Regions from separate parts of the Homo sapiens genome. Here region 1 is linked to region 2. Evidence: read pairs that join two places in POLR2A ChIA-PET (ENCODE). Cell type or tissue: GM12878. All regions are shown on one strand.

Region 1 (4,000 bases), 190 kb before region 2:
GTGGAACACAACCAAGGAGGCCAATGTTTCTACTCCTTGACCTAGCATTTCACTGAAGACAAATGTTGTAAGAGAGGAGAAAAGCCCACCATGAGTCAGAGTGACTTTAGGAGATGCCTCTAGCAGACATCCCATAAGAGACAGGACATGTGTGTGTCAGTGGACTGAGGCTAAGACTCAGAAGAGGGCCAGGTGACAGGGGCCAAGTAAAGGGCAAGGGTTGTTTATTTGGTTTACGTAATTTCTCAAATAACTAACTTCTGTTGGTTTATTTATTAATTTTTAAGATTTCTATCTTCTTTTCCCTGGAGAGTTAAGAATTTTTTTTTAAGACCTGTCAGCAGGAAAAGACCTTTAATAGCTATTTTTTTAAACTCTTTAACACAAGACTGGAAGAGCAGAGGGAGAAGGTGAGGGAAATATTAACAGAGGGTGTGTGAAGGGCATACTTCTCTAAGGGAGATAGTAGTGACGCTGGCTCCACTGGCCACTCCTACCCCCAGTGAGAAGGGCACTGCATTAAATGATAAGTGGGTTAGTTTTTTTAAGCTTATCAACATGTTTATTTTTTATACTCCACTTGGGTTTCCTTTGTCAACTTTATTACTGTTTTTGTTTTGTTTTTTTGCATAAGCTCCTCTATCTTTGAGAATTTCTCAGCTCTTCCTCTTGGTTCTAGTCCCTCTCCCATTCCCTAAGGGATAGGTTGGCCGTCTATTAGAAGTGACTGCCAGATAAAAGAAATGGTAATAATGGCTGTTATGTCTGTGGGGAGTTATCTTTGCACTCCCACGCACCCCTCCGTGGGCATGTGTTCCCATAGGACTGTTCCGTGGGTCATAAGGAAAGAGACACTTGCATGCGTTCAAATTCTTTCCCCCTTGTTCAGTAGCCTCTTCTTTAAGAAGCCAGAGTAAGTATACTATGAGCTTGCTTGCTGGACTGAGGAGGCAGGTAATTAAGTTAGGGCAATAGATAAGAATACATGTTTTGAGAACTTTGAAAAATTTGAAGAGGTCTATAATTACTGCATTCACTGTACTCACTTTATTTTGAAACAGAGTCTCGCTCTGTCACCCAGGCTCGAGTGTAGTGTTGTGATCTCGGCTCACTGCAACCTCCACCTCCCAAGTTCAAGAGATTCTCCCACCTCAGCCTCCCGAGTAGCTGGGATTACAGGCATGTGCCACCACACCTGGCTAATTTTTGTATTTTTAGTAGAGATGAGGTTTCACCATGTTGGCCAGGGTGGTCTTGAACTCCTGGCCTGTTGATCCGCCTGTCTTGGGCTCCCGAAGTGCTGGGACTACAGGTGTGAGACACCGCACCTGGCCTATTTTTAATTTTAATTTTTATAGATTTACAGGGGTACAATGCAGTTTTGTTATATGGATATACTGCGTGGTGGTGACGTCTGTGCTTTAGTGTAACCATCACCTGAGCAGTGAACATTGTACTTATTAGGTAATTTCTCATCCCTCATCCCCATCCCACTTTCTCACCTTTCCGAGTCCCCAGTGTCTATTATTTCACTCTGTAGGTCCATATGTACACATTTGGTTCCCACTTATAAGTGAGAACATGTAGTATTTAATCTTCCATTTCTGAGTATCTACTTTTTTTGCTCACTTTTTACTCTCTGGCAGTATGGCTTGTATTATCTTGAAATTTCTTTAAAAAGCCCTTCCTTCTTTGTGTGTTCATGCTGAACATGCTGAACGCACCCCATATCTCTAATCTTGGGTTGTATTTGTATAATTATTAGTAATGCCTGGCTCTCTCACCAGACTTAAACTTTCTGAAAGCAGAGATAATAATGAGTCTTTTACTTAATTACAACCTAACATTTTGAGCAGAGCGAGTAACTCACAGTAGGTGCTTAATGGATATGTGTTGCATGAAAATATAATCCCATTCATTTCTCTTTCTGTTTTGTATACAGTGCCAGGTCATGCTGGCCGACTGGTGTTTGGGTTCCTGAATGGCAGGGCCTGTGTGATGATGCAGGGCAGGTTCCACATGTATGAAGGGTACCCACTCTGGAAGGTAAGTCAGAGGGATAGGTCCGGTTGGATCTGGAAGAGGCAGGAGAGAACTATCTAGCCTCTTTCACTACCTAGCTATCTGGGCTAGGTGGATTTTTGGTCCTCTCCTTCCTTTTCTTTCACGATGTATGTCATGCATTTCAGTGTAGCTGAATTAATGAAATTTTGTAAATTTTTTTCGGATTGTTTGCTTCGAAGGTGACATTCCCAGTGAGGGTTTTCCACCTTCTGGGTGTGGACACCCTGGTAGTCACCAATGCAGCAGGAGGGCTGAACCCCAAGTTTGAGGTTGGAGATATCATGCTGATCCGTGACCATATCAACCTACCTGGTTTCAGTGGTCAGAACCCTCTCAGAGGGCCCAATGATGAAAGGTATGTATGTTACTCCGTTTTTTTTAGGTGGGTAGGATTTAAAGACTTCTCTAGGAGCTGTGGGAGAATTTTTAAAATTCCGTTTATGTGAGATAATTCAACCTGTGTCCTAGGTTTGGAGATCGTTTCCCTGCCATGTCTGATGCCTACGACCGGACTATGAGGCAGAGGGCTCTCAGTACCTGGAAACAAATGGGGGAGCAACGTGAGCTACAGGAAGGCACCTATGTGATGGTGGCAGGCCCCAGCTTTGAGACTGTGGCAGAATGTCGTGTGCTGCAGAAGCTGGGAGCAGACGCTGTTGGTGAGAAGGGGAATTTGGCTGGAAGCTTGAAGAGGGAGGGGTTTAGCAAAATGGGAAGGGGAAGGAGTAGGAAATAACAGGCCTCATTGGACTGAGAGGATCTGATTTCAGGGAAGGGTGAATTAAACTGACTTATTGAAATACAAACTGGTGAGATTTGGTGTAGCATCAAATCTCCCTACGAAGCACCAAGGGGTTAACAGCTGCAGTGCTAATGAATGATCTATCCATGATTTGATGACTGTTTTTTGAGACGGAATGTCGCTGTGTTGCCCAGGCTGGAGTGCAGTGGCATGATCTCGGCTCACTGCAACCTCCGCCTCCCGGGTTCAAGCAATTCTCATGCCTCAGCCTTCCGAGTAGCTGGGATTACAGACGTGTGCCACCACGCCCGGTTAATTTTTGTATTTTTAGTAGAGACAAGGTTTCACCATGTTGGCCAGGCTGGTCCTTGAACTCGCGACCTCAGGTAATCCGCCCATCTTGGCCTCCTAAAGTGCTGGCATTACAGGCGCGACGCACTGTGCCTGGCCAATGTGATGACTGTTTCTAAGAATTCTAAAAAATTCACTATAGCCACCTTCTGTACCTCTAGCTGGAAGATGGAACTCTATCATTAGGATTGAGTTCAAAATTGCCACAAATATAGAAATGAAGGATTGTATTGGTAATTTTAAGAAATGTGTATTTATTTTAGGCAATACAGAAGATAATTTAGCTGCTTCTTTGGATTTGTTTTAGGTGGGGCCTTGCTCTGTTGCCAAGGTTGGAGTGCAGTGGCACCATCTCTAGCTCACTACAGTTCTGACTGCCTGGGCTCAAACAATCCTCCCACCTCAGCCTCCTGAGTAACGGGGACCACAGGCGTACACTACCACACCTGGCTAATTTTATTTATTTTTTGAGCCGAGGTCTCTTTATGTTGCCCAGGCTGGTCTCAAACTCCCGGGCTCAAGACATCCTCCTGCCTTGGCCTCCCAATGTACTGGGATTACAGGTGTGAACCACTGCACCCGGCCATCTTTGGATGTTTTTTGAGATTTTTAATTCTTGTTGAAAGCGAGGCTAAAGGGCAAGGAAAAGAGTTATTTGAGGATCCTGACAGTTGGTTTCCATCTTTCTCACTATCAGGCATGAGTACAGTACCAGAAGTTATCGTTGCACGGCACTGTGGACTTCGAGTCTTTGGCTTCTCACTCATCACTAACAAGGTCATCATGGATTATGAAAGCCTGGAGAAGGCCAACCATGAAGAAGTCTTAGCAGCTGGCAAACAA
Region 2 (4,000 bases):
GAACAGGATCTGCTTTCTAGGAGGGGAAGACATGTGTACTCTCTAGTTTGAGACGCAGAGTGAAAAAGCAGTTATGCCCATCGGGTAGGGGAGAGTGGTCACCGGGTTCCCAGAAGGCCTCTGAGAACCAAATTTCCATCACTGTTTTGCTTGCAGTGCTCTCTGTGATAATTTTCATCTGTATATCAAGCGTCTGAAGATTTTTTTTTTTTTCCCCAGAGCATAGGATGGGACCAGGGGACACTCATTGTGGTTCCTCTCTGGCTCATACTTTGATGAACCCACTTCATCTTCCCAGAGGTGAAGCCCAGTTGGTGAAAGCCAAGCCCATTTCCTGCTTCATGCTCTCAGATTGTGCCAGCCATCTTCCTCTTGTAGAAGGCGCAACCTTCCAGCTGTGCCTGCAGAGCCCCCACATAAAAGTGAGCATGCTGCTCAGATGCAACAAGCCAGTGGCCTAAGGAGGTGAACTTGTGTACCTCTGCAAGGTGGCAGCTGCCACCCAAGCTTCAATTCTGCTCCCTGCCAGGGACCCAACAGCCCCCAACCCTCCCGGGTCACTGAAGTTCTTTCCAAGTCTGCCCTTTTATACTCTCTTTCCCTCTCTCACACCTTCACAACCAGTAAGACACTTGGTATAGGTGTTTTTGCAGACTTTGAACTGAGTGGAAGGTATCTTTCTTCTTCCAGCAGGAGCCCAAAGTTTACTGTAGCAACATTAAAAGGTGCGAAGGCTCGGGAAATGTGAGGCTTGGTGTATGTGGGAAGGGGGCACATTTTTGTTCTCAACCTGAAGGAAAATATTATGGAGCCAGTGGAAGCCCTATTTATTAAGAAAATCTCAGGGCGGCAACTCTCTCCCACAAATAGACAAAACAAAACAGAAATGAACATTTTCTGTCTGTATACATCTATACATTACAAGCAAAAGATAATGAGAGAACTAGAGTCAGAGAAAAACAGAGAGAGAGAGAGAGAATGCTCAGATAGAAAAGCATTTGCTAGAGACCTGGAGAAGGAGATGAGAGAGAGACAGCATAGAGAGCATTTTTTTTTTTTCCTGAGGATGTCACAGTTGTCTCTGACCCTTTTCTCTTCCAGCAGGCTTGATCTTCTAGGAGTTGATGGTGGGCCCACTGGTTTAATAGATCGAGAGATCTATCAATGGTGAGCACACAATGTTGCTAGAGTCCATGGCCCTCAGCACCCAGAGCAGTCTGTGGATAAAAGTGAAAGAGCTCTGGATGGTGGGGGTGCGAAGGGGGTTGGGGAGAGGGGCTGACTGGGTCACAAAGCAGAAGCAAGGGGCCCTTTGCGTTGAAGAGTACCTGTCCCTGGACTGTGGGAAGAATGAGTGGGCTTACGGGCGTGTTTCCTGGCCACAGCACAGGTGTGGAAACCAGGTGATCAGGAAAGGTTTCTCTGGGTTTTGACTGGGAGGGTGTGGGTGGATACTAGTTGGAGGCTGCAGGGCGTTTGACCAGGCACCAGGTGGCATTGCATGCAAAAGCATCGGGCACTTCCTTCGAGCCGGAATCGAACCAGCGACCTAAGGATGTCCGCAAATGTCTGTACAATCTACAGTCCTCCGCTCTACCAGCTGAGCTATCGAAGGGTGCACGCTGCAAGAGCTGGATCACTGGACTTTCCGCAAATGGAGGAAGCCAAGTCCTTGGAACGCTGGAGTCAACACACTTAGAGTTGATTGGAACCCGCCTTAGAAGAGAACCTTGCGCTGGTTGCCACCGCGCACCTCTCAGGGTGGAGCAAATCCTCCGAGTGTGGTTTCCTCGCGTCCCAGAGCGCTGATAGCCACAATCCAGGACGGGAGGCTCTCGCCTGTGGCCTTCCTCCACCTGTGCATCTCTGTTTTTACAAGTGAGGATGACAGCCCTCAGCGAAAGAAAACAAGAGGGTGAGAGGGCTCGGTCAGAGGGATGGGCTAGGTGGATGGGTGGATCCTGTGGGACAGGGGTTGCAGGAGGAGGAAAGAAGAACTCGGAAAGCTTCTGGGTGGGCGGCCGCTATCCGCAGACCAGCTGCAGGGTCTGCTGAAAGTCCTTAAGCAGCCCTTTCCTAAAACTCTGGCCTTCCTACTCCCTTCCCGGCCAACACACACATGCCCCTTCTCCCGATGTGCCTCCGCCCTTTTCCCTACAGTGTCCTATGCTTGCTTTTTGGCGCATTCAAGTGTGCTAGAAGTGAGAGAGAGAACAAATGGGACTAGGTGAGAAGAACTCGCCCAGGGCTTGCAGATGCACTGTGATACCCTCCTTCCTCCCCAGCGCCCAACTGGGGCTTGGCTTCCCTCCTCTGCAAACTGACCAAGAACTCTTTTTTTTTTCTCCCCCAGAGGCTTCCTCTTTCTGAAGTAGGGCAAGTATATTAGTCCGTTTTCATGCTGCGGATAAAGACATACCCGAGACTGGGATGAAAAAGAGGTTTAATTGGACTCACAGTTCCACATGCCTAGGGGGCCTCAGAATCATGGCTGGAGGTGAAAGGCACTTCTTCTTCTTCTTCTTCTTCTTCTTCTTTTTTTTTTTTTTTTTTTGAGATGGAGTTTCACTCTCGTTGCCCAGGCTGGAGTGAAATGGCGCGATCTCAGCTCACCGCCACCTCCGCCTCCCAGGTTCAAGCGATTCTGCCGCCTCAGCCTCCGGAGTAGCTGGGATTACAGGTATGCGCCGCCACGCCCGGCTAATTTTGCATTTTTAGTAAAGACTTGGGGTTTCTCCATGTTGGCCAGGCTGGTCTTGAACTCCCGACCTTAGGTGATCCACCCTCCTCGGCCTCCCAAAGTGCTGGGATTACAGGCGTGAGCCACCCCTCCTGTCCAAGGCACTTCTTACATGGCAGAGGCAGGAGAAAATAAGAGAGAAGCAAAAGCGGAAACCCCTGGTAAACCCATCAGATCTTGTGAGACTTATTCACTATCCTGAGAATAGCACTGGAAAAACTGGCCCCCGTGATTCAATTATCTCCCCCTGGTCCCTCTCACAACACGTGGGAATTTTGGGAGATACAATTCAAGTTGAGATTTGGGTAGGGACACAGCCAAACAGTATCATTCCGCCCCTGGCCTCTCTAAATCTCATGTCCTCACATTTGAACACCAATTATGCCTTCCCAACAGTCCCCCAAAGTCTTAACTCATTTCAGCGTTAACCCAAAAGTCCACAGTCCAAAGTCTTATCTAAGACAAGGAAAGTCCCTTCTGCCTATGAGCCTGTAAAATCAAAAGCAAGCTCGTTACTTCCTAGACACAATGGGGGTACAGGTATTGGATAAATACAGCCATTCCAAATGGGAGAAATTTGCCAAAACGAAGGAGTTACAGAGCCCATGCAAGTCCGAAATCCAGCAGGGCTGTCAAATTTTAAAGCTTCAAAATGATCTCCTTTGACTTCAGGTCTCACATCCAGGTCACACTGATGCAAGAGGTGGATTCCCATGGTCTTAGGCAGCTCCACCCCTGTGTCTTTGAAGGATACAGCCTCTCTCCAAGCTGCTTTCCTGGGCTGGCCTTGAGGGTCTGCAGCTTTTCCAGGTGCACGGTGCAAGCTGTCAGTGGATCTACCATTCTGGGGTCTGGAGGATAGTGGCCCTCTTCTCACAGCTCCACTAGGCAATGCCCCAGTAGGGACTCTGTGTGGGGGCTCTGACCACACATTTCCCTTTCACATTGTCCTAGCAGAGGTTCTCCATAAGGGCCCCACCCCTGCAGCAAGCTTTTGCCTGGGCATCCAAGCGTTTCCATACTCTTCTGAAATCTAGGAGGAGGTTCCCAAACCTCAATTCTTGACTTCTGTGCACCCGCAGGCTCAACACCACATGGAAGCTGCCAAGGCTTGGGGCTTCCACCCTCTGAAGCTACCGCCCAAGCTGTATGTTAGCCCCTTTCAGCCACAGGGGGAGCAGCTGGGACACAGAGCACGGAGTTCCTAGGCTGCACACAGCACTAGGACCCTGGGCCCGGCCCACGAAACCACTTTTTCCT

Evidence for each region. ChIA-PET counts read pairs that join two places held together with the same protein. Peaks named below come from ENCODE experiments on the same cell type or tissue, not always from the same donor. Only the 100,000 strongest peaks of a DNase experiment are listed, where the experiment ranks them.
Region 1: POLR2A ChIA-PET joins it to region 2 with 5 read pairs; 6 of 35 experiments call an interaction of 5 or more read pairs at or near these places.

Annotation. Positions count from the first base shown.
Region 1 is chr14:20,472,530-20,476,529 of GRCh38, forward strand. PNP (purine nucleoside phosphorylase) reads left to right here. Exons shown (of 6, transcript NM_000270.4): 3 at 1,943-2,046; 4 at 2,244-2,419; 5 at 2,533-2,723; 6 at 3,855-4,000. Among named protein-coding and RNA genes, the nearest start is that of PNP, 5.1 kb to the left of the region's middle. In GM12878, no CTCF peak of the experiment used is centred here; no DNase peak of the experiment used is centred here.
Region 2 is chr14:20,661,671-20,665,670 of GRCh38, forward strand. TRY-GTA5-4 (tRNA-Tyr (anticodon GTA) 5-4) reads right to left here and starts at 1,615; the gene lies at 1,522-1,615. It overlaps LOC124903281 (a long non-coding RNA gene), which reads left to right. Exons shown (of 2, transcript XR_007064059.1): 2 at 1-743. RefSeq lists an enhancer at 1,530-1,809 and a silencer at 1,920-1,989. In GM12878, CTCF peaks have their summits at 1,481 (motif pointing right) and 3,918; a DNase peak (open chromatin) is centred at 1,561; H3K4me3 peaks cover 2,596 bases; H3K27ac peaks cover 691 bases.